Linked DNA regions of Homo sapiens: region 1 is linked to region 2. A link is a contact called in ENCODE Hi-C or POLR2A ChIA-PET data. All regions are on one chromosome and are shown on one strand. The core of a region is the stretch at or near the end of the contact, and the rest is flanking DNA. Distances in the headings are between cores, read along the strand shown. Region 1 has its middle 82 kb from the start of LRRC8D. Region 2 overlaps LRRC8C (leucine rich repeat containing 8 VRAC subunit C).

Region 1 (6,607 bases), core at 789-3,288, 41 kb before region 2:
ATGGGTCTTAAAACCCTCATCATTTCCTGAATGATAGGAGTAAGAGGAGCACCATTTGTTATATTTGGTCTTATTCTCTGTTCCCTGGCACAAGAGCTTTTAAGAACCTTGGAATCTCCAGAGTGATGACTGTCTTTTTTATGCTAATGAGATGACTAGTACCTGGGGTCCCTAGCCAGCTTCAGGATGAGGGCTGGTCACCTGAAAGACCAAGCCTTGATGACAGGGTTAGAACTTTCAGCCATATCTCCCTTCCCCATTCCCCACCTCAACTTCCTGGGAGGGGAGAGGGGCTGGAGAGTGAGTCAATCACTAACAGCCAGTGATTGAACCAACCATATCTACACAATGAACCCCCCATAAAAACCCTAAACAACGGGGTTCAGAGAGCTCCTGGGTTGGTGGACACATTCACGTGTTGGGAGGGTGGTGCACCCCAACTCCATGGGGACAGAAGCTCCTGTACTTGGTACCCTTTTGGACCTCCCTCCAGGTACTGCATTGTCTGTGTGCTCATTTGTATTCCTTATACTCTCCTTTGTAATAAACTAGTAATGGTAGAATGTTTCTGAGTTCTGTGAGCCACTGCAGAAAATTATGAAAGCTTAGGGGATTGTGAGAGCCCCTGATCTGTAGGCAAGCCGGAAGTTATGGGTCACCTGGAGACCCACTACTTGCAATTGGCAAATGAAGTGGGGGCAGTCTTGTGGGACTGAGTCCTTAATCTGTGGGGCTTGTGTTAACTGTCAGCACAAGCTAACCAGTGTCATAATTGAAGTAAAGTGGACATCCAGCACCCAGTTGGTGTCCCCAGAGAATTGGAGAATTGCTCAGTATGACCCACACATTTGGCATCAGAAGTGTGAATAGAGAAAAGGGTTTGTTGTTGTTGTTTGTTTGTTTTTCATTTGAGAAAGCCAAGCCAGGACAGTTTGCCCAGACTTCAGAGACTGCCTTCAGGCTAGCTCAGCTGCTGGTCTACCTGGCTTAAGCCTGAGAGGACCTCCATGTGAGGAAAGTCGGAGCAGAGATGAAAAACCAAACAACTAGTTTTACACTGGTCCTCCCAAAGCATCAGGACAATGCCACCTTTGTCAGGGCTTTGAAAAGAAAATAAATAATTGTTAACAGGATCACATACTTGGTATTGTGCTGAGGATGTTATATGAATTATTCATTCAATAAGTGTTTATTGATGACCTACTATATGCCAGAAAATATTCCAGGTGCTGAGGATATAGAAGAAAACAGACAAAAATCCCTGCCCTCATGGAATTTACATTCCAAAGGGAGAAAGGTAAGAGAATTTAAAAAGTAAAATATATGATATGGAAATGATGATAAATGTCATATAGAAAAATAAAACAAAGAAGGGTGCTAGGAAATGCTGGTGAGAGTTGAGGAGGGGAAGGTAGCTCTTTTAAATGTGGTGACCTGGTAAAGATCTCACTTCAAACTGATCTGGGGCCAGGTGCAGCGGCTCATGCCTATAATCCCAGCACTTTGAGAGGTGTAGGCTAGAGGATCGCTTGGGTTCAGGAATTTGAGACATAGCGAGAGCCTATCTGTATTTAAAACAACAAACACAAACTGATCCAGAGGACATTGCATCAGACAGATTATATTGTTATCATTTCACAGATTAGGAAACTGAAGCTTAGAATATGAAATCTTTTTCTTAGGAAAAGATCTGTTTTCAGCTATTCATATGTTAGAGTCTATCTCTTCCCTAAGTATTTGCATGGCACTTGTTCTTTAGCAGTAGAATGCAAAGCAATTTGTACACGGTTAAGGAATTTTAACACCAAAAGTTGTGCTGAAGGTCTGAGAGAAGAGGAGAGCTTTCATCTCTTGGGACTCCTACAATCACAATGCCTTGGTTGGTGGGTCCTGCGTATCTAGTCTTCCTCTTGACCTAGAACAAACCACTTCTGATGCTAGGCAGGGCTCTGTGGCCACAGAACAGCTTTATGTTGTAGTTTTCTCAGCCAATTTTTAATTAGACTTTGTTTTTGTTTTAGCAGTTTTAGGTGCACAACAACATTGAACAGGAAGTACAGAGTGTTCCCACAAACCCCCTACCCTCACACCATACAATCTCCCCAACTAATGACATATTGCCAGAACAGACTTATTTACAAGGTTAACTTTTTCCCTGTCCTGCCCCTTTCTCACAGATCAAATCCGGGCTACAGATTCCGTTGGTATTGCTCTTTGGGTCCTGAGTCCCCCATTGCCTACCTGGGCTGCCCAGGCTGTCAGGGGCCTGCCATTCTCTCCTTGCAGATGCACAGTACCTGCAGAGGATGTACAACGGTGAGCAGGGCAAATGGGCAAACAGATGTCATGGCTCCACAGTACTCGGGGCTGCAAGCTGTGTGGCTGAGGGCTGTTCCTGCCTCGTCCTGTCAACTCAGAGAACCTTCTCCCAGCCAAAGTTATAAATTCTTTTCTAGGAATTTCTCAGCCCTGGATTTCCCCTTTTGCTTTTTAGTTTCTCATCCTGAGTTGGCTCAGTCTCTTCTTCAGACTTGCCTAAAAACTCCCCTTTTAGTGTTGAGCCTTGAATAAATTTTTGTCTGCTGCCACGGCTGAGTCACTGCCTAGGTGCTGTGTCCATACTGTCTCTAGAAGGCTGCCTGGCCCTGGGGCTGAGAGGAAGCAGCGTCCAGCCAGACACCCACACTTTCAGACAGAGCCGCTTCTGAGAAGCAGTGGGGTAGGAGTGTGTCATCTGCTGGAGGGTGGGATGGGGAGACTTAGGCTGTGGGGAGGGGGAGGAGGAACCCAGCCAGATATGGGTGGAGGGATTGGGAGGTGGGGGGTGACATCAGGCTTGATCTTGCCTGGACTAGGGGGAGGCCGTGGGTGAGCTTGCTTTTTGAGGAAAAAGTTGAGATCATTGATGAGCTTTCCTTACTTGAGAGTCAGGGGATGAGGTCACACCTGGGTTTGTGTTATTTGGGAGACGAATGAGTGAGATCATGCTGTTTCCCTTATTTTGTATCATTAAGTGAGGGGAGGAGGTATACGGTGCCCAGTACACCTTATTTAAGAGGTTGAGGTAGTTTGGATGGCCTTCTGCCTCTAAACCGAGGGTTGCCCTGACCAGGCAGAGCCTGGGAGCAGCCCCTCCCAGGGCAGTTCAGTGCTTGGCTGGTTTTGCTGTATTGCTCAGGTCAGCGAGGGCTGCACTATGGCTTTCATGAGCCCTGATGGCTTTTGCCTTCATGAGCCTTTTCCTCCATTAAATTTTTAAAAAATTTTACGACTGTTGGTATAAAAATTAATATAATACAGGCCAGATTTATTATTATATAAGCAATTTGTTTTTCTTCTGATTTGAAAAGAAATTAAAATTAAAACATTTTTGTGGGCCTCTAAAAGCCCTCTGTGCCTATTGCTCCTAATGGACGAATTGGTCCTGAGGTCACTGGGACAGTCAGGGCTCTTCTGGCCTTCAGAAAGAAATCTGGGGCTGGAGGCAGAGCAGAGAGGGCCCCACCCACTCCCTAACTTCACTTTACCTGTCTGAGACACTCTGCCAGGGAACTGGCTAAGAGAACTGCGCAGAACTGGCCTGTCTTCTTGTACAGTCACACACCACATAACGATGTTTCAGTCAGCGGCAGATCACATATATGACAGTGGTCCCATAAGATTATAATGGAGCTGAAAAATTCCTACTGCCCTCAGCCTCACGGCTCGCAGCCCCGAAAGTACTGTGGAGCCATGCCGTCACTACTGCCTAGTGATGCTGTAGCTGTTGTAACAATGTAGTGCAGCATTGTAGTGCAACACATTACTCACGTGTTTGTGGTGATGCTGGTGTAAACAAACCTGTTGCTAGTCATATAAAAGCATAGCACGTACAATTATGTACAGTACATAATACTTGATAATAAATGACTATGCTACTGGTTTATGTGTTTACTATTCTATATGTTGTTATTTTAGAGTATACTCCTTCTACTTATTAAAAAAGGTTAACTGTAAAGCAGCCTCAGGAAGGTCCTTCGGGAGGTATTCTAGAAGAAGGCATTGTTCTCATAGGAGATGACAGCTCCATGTGTGTTACTGCCCCTGAAGACCTTCCAGTGGGACAAGATGTGGAGATGGAAGACAGTGATATTGATGATCCTGATTGTGGGGAGGCCTAGGCTAATGTGTGTGTTTGTGTTTTAGTTTAAAAAGAAAAAAAAATAGAAAAAGGTTTTAAAGAACAAAGATATAAATATTTTTGTACAGTTGTACAATATATTTGTACTTTAAGTGTTATTATAAAAGAGACAAAATGTTAAAAAAATTAAAAAACGTTTAAAGTTAAAAAGTTACGGTAAACTAAGGCTAATTTATTATTGAAGGAATAAAAAATATTTGTTTATAAATTGAGTGTAGCCTAAGTGTGCAGTGTTTATAAAGTCTATGGTAGTGTACAGTAATGTCCTAGGCCTTCACATTCATTCACCACTCACTCCCTGACTCACCCAGAGCAGCTTCCAGTCCTATAAGGTTCATTCATGGTAAGTGCCTTATACAAATGTATGCTTTTTAATCTTTTATAATATATTTTACTGTACCTTTTTTCTGTTTTTAGATACACAAATACTTACCATTGTGTACAATTGCCTACAGCATTCAGTAGAGTGACATGCTGTATAGGTTTGTACCTTGGAGCGATAGGCTATTCCACATAGTCTAGGTGTATAGCAGACCATACCACCTAGGTTTGTGTAAGTAGGTTTGTGATGTTCCCATAATGATGAAATCACCTAACGTTGTATTTTTCAGAAGGTATTCCTGTCACTCAGCAACACATGACTATACTAAGAGGGTGCTGTGCAGAGGCAGGATGGTCCGTCAGGCAGCAGTCTAGCTGAGAACTTGCTTAAGGTGAAGTGCCCTCTTAGACTAAGTAATCCATCAAAGAGCAGATACTGGCCATTTCCCTAGGCAAAGGCAGAGACCAATGGTTCATTCATTCATTAAACAAATATTTATTGAACCTCAACTATGTGCTAAGTAATATTCCTTGGGGATACAGATAAGTTCTGGGTTTCATGGAACATATACACTGTACATTTAAATCCCTCAAAGTGTCTATTTACAGCCACAGATAAGTTAGAAATAGGGGAGAGGGAAACAGAATTCAATAGTTAGAAGCCTTGTCACCTGTTACTGCTAACAGCCTGACATGCACTATGTCACTTGACCCTCTTAACAACCCTGTGAGGCATGTATTATTATTTCTGTTTCATAAATGAGGAAACAGAGGCTCACAGAGGTTAGGAAACATGTTCACAATCTCACAGCTCACAAGCCTGGGTTGGAAAACAGTTCTCATTCATTCCAAGGTCTGTGATATTCCACCTGGTTACTCTGCCTCACTAGTTACGATTTATGTCCAACAGGAATTTGATTACTAATAGTTTTCTCTGAGTATTTTTTACAGTACAAAGTTATACATACTGCTTTTTGGCAAAGGTGAAGGTAAATCACACCAGAGAGAAGCTAAATTCAGAACGAATGGAAATAGAGCCTAGGTTAGAAATGTAGGAAAGGCAGAACCTTCTTAGTCCATCTGGGCTATAGTTTGTAAAGGGTGAGGTCCTCAATGTCTGGGGAAGACCACCATAGTCAACTGGAGAGATCACTTAGGTTTCAGGAGACATGTGTTTTCATATGAGTGAAATACTGAAGTAACATGTCTGTTAAGGTATGTTTCTGCCATCTGGTTAAGATATGAACTGTAGTTACCATAGGTGCTGAATATACCAACATACAGACAGTAACTGGTGCAGTATACAGCACAGCATGAGAAGAAAATAAACATAAAGAAGAAAATAAAGATCACCTATAATCACACTACTAGGTAATAAACAGCATTAACATTTTGGTGAATATACCTCAAGTATTTTTTCTATTCATATCATTTAAACAAATATACAACTAAAATCTTATATTCTAATAGGGGCTTGATATTTTTCTACTAAAAAATATATCACACACATTTACCCCATGCAGTTAAGTATTCACATACAATATGATATTTAGTGGCTACGTAGTGTTCAGTTATGTAGATGTATCATAATTTATTTAAGAAATCCCCTGTTGGGAACTACAATTAATTTGTTGTCATTTTTCTCACTGTTGTATGTAACACAGACATGAACAGCTTTATGCATAAATCTCAAGAATCCCTAATTACTTCCTAATGGCAAATTCCCAGAAATGGAATAGTTGGCTGACAGAGCTTAAATATTTTCAAGTCTTTTGTAAATAGAAGTTAAGCTTCAAGGAACAAACCCAATTGGCATCAAAATCCTGGAATGTACAGGACGGAATCTCAGATCAGCTGAGACTCCTTCAGGCAGGCACCAAGGCTCTGGGTACACATGGTTCAGAATCCAGGAGTCAGAGACCATTGCACTGGAGACCTAGACACAGCAGGTGAATGTCATTCCTGGAGCAGGAGCTGTTGCTGTTGACTTGTATTGCCACATGCTGGGTGTGTGTGTCTGTGTGTTTGTGTGTGCATGCACACACACATCAAGTGGGGGAAGGGGCAGGAAACTGGGTTCCAGGTGTTCACAGGAGCGAGAAATCT
Region 2 (7,138 bases), core at 415-2,914:
TTTGCCGTTGAAAGTAATGGCAAAAAACACAATTAGTTTTGTGCCAACGTAATACATGCTAAGCGTCATAGGAAAACCAAAGAGGCATAGCCAGTATTTGCTGTTCTAAAAGCACTTGCAATCTTGCTAGAGGGACATAAACAGCCACATGAAAAATCAAACGAGAGCACAAATATGGCAATATCTACAGTAAGAGCTCAGGCTTGGAGTAAGCAGGGTAGGCTTGGCGGAGTAGAAGGAACTTCACTTGGGACTTGAAGCTACTAGGTTAGAGCCTGTGGTTCCAGAGGCAGGAGCAAAAGGATGCATTTGGGGAGAGAGAGGGAGAAAGACTGAAAAGATGGAGTGTCACTCTTCTTTTCTGAGGTAGACCCATTTCTCCTGGGCAAAGGGATAGAAATAGAAGGGAAAGGAATTAATTTTCATGTCACTAAGTTATCAGTTAATGTACAAACTTGACTAAGCACTTTCCCCAAGATACAAGATGCTAGAGGACAAAGAAAGCACTCGTTGTCCAAACGCATGAGATTGATTCCCCTCATCAGTGATAGAATTAACTCTGAAAATGTAGACTGTGTTTCAAGGCTGAACTATTGAAAATATTTTAAGTACAAAAAATGTTGGTGAGAATGAGAATGAAAAGGAACTGAAAAGGCAGAGTAGATGGCTCTGAAGGAGTGAATATTTAAATGCTTTCATTCTTAGCAAATGTCTTATTCACAACTCTTGCTGTGCATTATGTTGACTATAAGCATATTTGGGGGCAATCGCCACAGGAGCACAGAAATAGACATCTATGAGAACCACACATGCTGCATCACTATCATCAGGACGAACACCGTCCTTGTCTCCAACAGAAATGGAAAAGCAAAACTGCAAGTATGTGGCATCATTTCCTGTTTGCTGTGCACATGCTCTCTTCTTTTCTTCTACTTTTTAAAAAGACTTTTTAAATTTTCTTAGAGCAGCTTTAGGTTCACAGCAAAATTGAAAGGAAGGTACAGAGATTTCCCAAATGCTCCCTACCTCCATCCATGTATAGCCCTCCCCATTATCACCAAGCTCAACCACAGTGGTACATTTGTTACAATCGATGAACCTACATTGACACATCACTGTCATCCAAAGTCTACAGTTACCTTGGGGTTCACTCTTGGTGTTGGATAAAGATTTGGACAAATGTATAACAACATGTATCCACTGTAATATCCTACAGAGTCATTTCACTGCCCTAAAAGTCTTCTGAGCTATACCTACTTATCCCTCCCCTCCTTTGTCCTTTCTAAGCAACAACTGATATTTTACTGTCTGTAGTTTTGCCTTTTCCAGAATATAATACAGTTGGAATCATACAGCATGTATCCTTTTAAGATTAGCTTCTTTCACTTAGCAATGTACATTTAATGTTCCTCCATGTCTTTTCATAGCTTGACCGTTTATTTTTTATTTTTTATTTTTAGCACTATATAGCATTCCATTGTTTGGATCATCTCTCTCTCTCTCTTTTTTAATTTCTTTTTTTTTCCACCTTCGGGACTTGTCTGAATCTCCCTTATTTTTAATGATGATGATGCTTAACATTTATATCATGGCCAGGAAATAACACACTGTACAGGGAGGAAGTTTACACCCATATAGTAAAGTGAGAGAAAAACCAGTCTAAGGCAAACTGCCAAAGTCTAAGGTATTTACAAGAGCAGAGTAAAAGGTCTGTTTTTATTAGTTGCCTATTTCTCCAACAGCAATAAGAAAGGGAAAAAAAAATCATACCTTGGCACATTTGAGGCATGGAGTGCTTGGGGAAAAAAATCCAAGGGATTGAAGAGATAAGTGCATTAAAACTTAGATTTCTGAACTTATGGATTTTCTCAGTGGTAAAGTATAATGGTACTTTTATACAGGTTTTATTAATACATAATTAAAGGCTAGTATCAAGTGAAACTCCTTGAGTTATGCACCGTGAGAAATGCCTGAGGAACATTAAATGTCACTGATAGAAAGATTAAGCACTAAAAAAGCTACAGCATATCTTAAATCATTATACAGAACAAATAACAGTATAAGGACCAGTAAGCTCTTTAAAGATAGACACCATGCTTAGTTTTCATTGCCTGGCACAAAGTAGGTACGCAATAAATATGAAGTGAATAAATAAAACAAACACTGTCCCCCATATCCCTAAGGAGGAACAAACCACAGCTAAGGCAAGCATATGCATTCATATATTCAGATGCCAGAGAACATCTGGAAATATTTGACCTCTAGCTACCTTCTTCTGACATGAAACAATTCGTTTTGCACACTCTCCTAACTGCCAAGTGATATCAGTCTAGTGATTCCTAAAGCCAGAGTTAAGTGCTAACTCATTTAAGAGACACAAAGAGAGTACCAGATTTGGGACACATGGTCTGTTTATTCCTAGGTAAAAAAGAAACCATCATATCCACATTAGAATCATGTCTACATTTTGAAATTTTGCTTAGTAAATACGATTCTCCTATCACTGTAAATATTGACATACTAACTTTTCTGAGGGTGGGAATGACAATACATACTATTAATGTTCATTTTTTTAACCCTTCATTAAACTGAAGGTTTCCAGCCATCAAGGATGCTTTTATTACCTCTATCTTGGTTGTATCCACATTGTTTTTTTTCCCCTCTTCTTTTGAAGAAAGCTTCTCTAGGCCAAACAAGGAATTACAAAAAAAATTTTTCAGAAATGAAGGGGGTGGGTGAGATTTGAAGCAGCTTCTTCTCATTCTGCTTCATGGCATTTTTCCATAAGCCATAAAGACCAGTGAATTATTTGATCCATGGCAATTTAAGATCTATGTGGAAAGCATCCATTTCAAAGTAACAACCATGTGAGAAAATTCAATGGATACATAACACAGAACATGTTTTGATTTATAACAGACTATTTGTTTCGGTTGTTTGAAGAATTTGAAATATTTATCTGTAATTATGCTCTTAAAATAATACAGGAAAAACTCTTTTTGAAGCAATGCCCAGGGACTGAAACCTCAGTTCTGTACTCAGCTGACTTAGCTCTAGAAACCCTGCAGTTTACTGATAAATCTGTGAGCAGGAGTAGAATAAAAGAAATTGGGAGAGTTCAAAGAGAAACATAAATCATCCAGATTATCTTCGATGTATGAACAGGACAAAGATACAGAATTCTAAATATGGGAAGCATGCAAATAAAACTGTTCTAAAAGGATATTTTTAAATGATTATTTTAGAAATTTACTATAATAATTGGAAAATAATTTGCTATTTATTTTTAGCAAATAAAAATATCTCCCCAAGTGAGATGATATCAACTGCCAGGTTGTGGTCCAATCTACATGAAGGAATAGATAGTGTCATCCTTAAAAGATAATATCCATAATTTGTTATGGCATCATAGAAGGCTTGCAGTTAAAGCAAGAGTCATGGCACTTGTTAGTCATTTATGTGTGCTGGATGGCAAGTGATTTTTTTTTCAATCATTATTATAATTTTTAGAAGTTAAGATTATTTGGATTCCATAAATATTAATTTGGATAAGACAGGTTCCACACATTTCAGACAAACAGGTCTTTTACCTATAGAGGGAGAATTTCATCTACGCACTTTTCCATTTTTCTGAATCATCCAGATAATGGCTGATCTCTGGGGAGAAAAGACTCTTCTTTGCTCCTCCTTACTTCTTTCTAGGTGAAAGAGGGCTTGATAGAGATGGTGACCTTTAAGGAAAAGGACTGAACTCTGGTGTCACAAGGGGTTGTTTCTCCTTGGGACCAGTCTGTTTTGACTCTCTCTTTAGAGCTTCTAAAGGGAGTCATCATTTGGAAGTCTCCCTTTTTCCTTAAAACTGATGTGACACAACAGGTTTGAAGCTGCCTCTCTCTGGGAAGTTGATGGTAGCCTAGGAGGGCCTGAAGAGGATTGTTCAGATGACCTTTAGGAAGAATCAATAATAAATCAATATCTCTCTCCCCTCTCTCTTCCTCCCTCTTCTCTCTTCCCCTTCCCCTTCCCCTCTCCCCTCTGTCTGTTCTTTACTCAGATTACCTTTCTTTGACCTGAGCACAGCAGAGATTAAGGTGTAGAAAAAGAAGCTAAGGAGTTTTTTTCAGAACTCCCTACCACACCCCCACTTTTTTTGCAGGTACGTAGATTTTTCAGAGCTTAGGCAAAGAAAGTGCTTGAGACTTATCTGAAGTGTGGCCTAGCTCACCAGGAAACTGATAATGTGGTTTAGGGCCAGAACCTTAGCTTTAATTAAATGTTCTTCTGCCTGATCTTGTCCACTATGTCTGTATAGCTCCTGCAAAGTCTTCTGGGAGACAGATGTAGGTAGCTATCAGAATTAGGGCATTTGGTCCTGGATTCAAGACCTCTCTCAATCTCTGTTTGTCAAGACTCAACTAATCACACTTATGACTATATGAAGATGCCCCAAATGAAGAGAAGGCAGTTTTTTGTTTTGTTTTTCAATTGGGGAGGATCAGAGTAATTGCCCAGAGAAGACATTTTGAGGTCTACAGTTTCTAAAGAGACTAAAAACAATACATTTCTATTTTATCACCATTTTTTTCACAATAAAACTGTAAAATGGAAGTGATGCCTATCCTGCTCATTTTATAAAACTGGGCCTCAGAAAAGCCATGTGTTTCACCTAAACTCATACTAAGAGCATATGAGAGAGCCCATGCTTTCTGTTTGAAGTTTTGGGGAAAGATTTTGTTTTTTCTCTTTAAATTAACTTGATCTAGCTGAAATTATTATTTTTTTTAAATCCAGGTTTTCTATTTCCAGTGAGCATATAAGGTTTCTTACAAGGTAAAATGATGAGATAGTTGATGGCCTATTTATTAGACAAAAGATTTTTGCAGAATTCTAAAAATATAAAATTAAGTGACTACTAACTGATATAATCATGCATACAAGTGTTCTACAAGTGAATATCACTACAACACTGTCTCAGCTTGCATTAAGCATTTTCTGAGTCCAATATCTATCACCTATAACATTTAACATCAACATCCTAAACAGTAAGTTAACATATTGAACTTAAGGTCACATAGCCCCAGCTTTGGATATCAGTGCAAAGAATCTCACCAGCTTTTAAGAACTAAAATAACTTGAGTAGGGAGATGCCAATTCTATTTTAAGATAGCTGACCCTATTACTGCCAGTAGTTCAAACACTTCTTAGGAAACTTAACATTTTGAACTTGTCATTACATGATGAAAAATGTCACTATGTATGTTCAAAAGCCTTTATATAGGGCCGGGCGCGGTGGTTCATGCCTGTAATCCCAGCACTTTGGGAGCCCGAGGGGGGCAGATCACCTGAGGTCAGGAGTTTGAGACCAGCCTGGCCAACATGGTGAAACCCCATCTCTACTAAAAATACAAAAATTAGCTGGGCATGGTGGCTCACGTCTGTAGTCCCAGTTACTCGGGAGGCTGAGGCAGGTGAATTGCTTGAACCCAGGAGGTGGAGGTTGCAGTGAGCCAAGATTGAGCCACTGCACTCCAGCCTGGGCGACAGTGAGACTCTGTATCAAAAAAAAAAAAAAAAAGTCTTTATACTTTTATTAGAAACAGGAAGTGCTATTATAACAAAAAAGCTGGGCATGGGCTGGGCTCCCAGCACTTTGGGAGGCTGAGGCGGGTGGATCACTTGAGGTCAGAAGTTTGAGACCATTCTGGCCAACATGGTGAAAGCCCGTCTCTACTAAAAATACAAAAATTAGCTGGGTGTGGTGGTGCATGGATGTAATCTCAACTACTAGGGAAGCTGAGGCAGGAGAACCACTTGAACCCGGGAAGTGGAGTTGCAGTGAGATCATGCCAATGCACACATTCCAGCCTGGGTGACAGAGTGAGACTCCATCTCAAAAAAAAAAAAAAAAAAAAAAGAAGCTGGGCATGGTGTCACGCACCTGTAATCCCAGCTACTCAGGAAGCTGAGGCAGGAAGATCACTAGAGCCCAGGAGTTTCAAAGCAGCCTGCGCAACAGAGTGAGAACTCGTCTCCAAAATAACAAAACAAACGAAACAAAATGAAGCAGAGCTGAAAGTCCTTGTTTGCTAGAAACCCCCAAGTGGACATCTGTAGAATGTTACCATGCCCCACAAGTCTTATCTTCTGTAATACACCATATCACTTTTTTCTCCCTGGAATATAATTTATTCCTGTATTCCTATAACCACCCTGTATACAGTCCACATAAAATTGGAATTCAGTCCACATAAAATTGTCAAGGTGATAGATGACAAGAAGTAAAATTCTAGGGAAGATCAAAAGTGTCAGTTCAAATAAACCACCATAAAAAGAAGGTCCCAACTAAGGCATATTTTTGATACTAGATGTAACAGAGGTTTTGAAATAGTGTTTCTTTCACACCATTCACTACCATCCCCACAGAGATGACAAAGGTTGCTCTTTACAATTATTTTCACTATCTAAATAATTTTTGTTTTATATTCCCCAAAGACCCTAGTAGAACGGAGATGTAAGGTGGGTACATGGAAACTTTATACAACTGGGCCGGTGCAGTAGCTCACACCTGTAATCCCAGCACTTTGGAAGGCTGAGGTGGGTGGATCACTCTAGGCCAGGAGTTCAAGACCAACCTGGCCAAAATGGTTAAACTCTGTCTCCACTAAAAATACAAAAATTAGCTGGGTGTGGTGGTGCATGCTTGTAAACCCAGCTACTCAGGTGGCTGAGGTATGAGAATTGCTTGAACTGGGAGGCAGAGGTTGCAGTGAGCCGAGACCGCGCCTCTGCACTCCAGCCTGGGTGACAGAGTGAGACTCTGTCTCAAAAAAAAAAAAAAAAAAAAAAAAAAAAAGGAAGAAAAGATAAAAGAAAAGGAACATATCTGAGATGAGGTCTTGATTTTAAGCCTTCACTTCTATCTGTGATTTCATCAGTATTCTGATGTAATCAGTATTACTGATTCTAAGTAAGAATTTCTGGGCTTCTATCTATAAAATTCAAATTTGGCCAAAGAAAAAGATCTACTAGAAATCCCAGACAGTATACAGCAGATGACTGCATGGGGGGAGTAGAAGCAAGAATTCAGGGCACATTGTCAAAATGAAGTCTTCTGATATCATTCTGGAATCTATAATTC

What was found. Hi-C counts contacts between places; a loop is a spot of excess contacts on that map. ChIA-PET counts read pairs that join two places held with the same protein, here RNA polymerase II (POLR2A). Pooled maps may share reads with other maps.
Region 1: a pooled map shows a loop between it and region 2 (2.2-fold over the local background). The contact joins two enhancer-like sites. A Hi-C loop is called at or near these places in 5 of 168 maps with a recorded cell type or tissue (CD8-positive, alpha-beta T cell, cardiac septum, endothelial cell of umbilical vein and 2 more), 1 of 37 single-sample maps with no recorded cell type and 8 of 50 pooled maps. POLR2A ChIA-PET finds 5 or more read pairs at or near these places in 11 of 52 experiments (CD4-positive, alpha-beta memory T cell, K562, OCI-LY7 and 8 more).

The regions. Positions count from the first base shown.
Region 1 is chr1:89,735,407-89,742,013 of GRCh38, reverse strand. No RefSeq gene overlaps it. Among named protein-coding and RNA genes, the nearest start is that of LRRC8D, 82 kb to the left of the region's middle. RefSeq lists an enhancer at 2,334-2,503. Within about 2 kb of position 2,038, at least 9 of the 41 ENCODE cell types and tissues checked have a DNase peak (open chromatin) inside an H3K27ac peak, as active enhancers do; they include CD8-positive, alpha-beta T cell and natural killer cell, where a contact is called at or near this core.
Region 2 is chr1:89,693,362-89,700,499 of GRCh38, reverse strand. The region is part of intron 2 of LRRC8C (leucine rich repeat containing 8 VRAC subunit C); the gene reads right to left. Among named protein-coding and RNA genes, the nearest start is that of LRRC8C, 64 kb to the right of the region's middle. Within about 2 kb of position 1,664, at least 4 of the 41 ENCODE cell types and tissues checked have a DNase peak (open chromatin) inside an H3K27ac peak, as active enhancers do; they include CD8-positive, alpha-beta T cell and natural killer cell, where a contact is called at or near this core.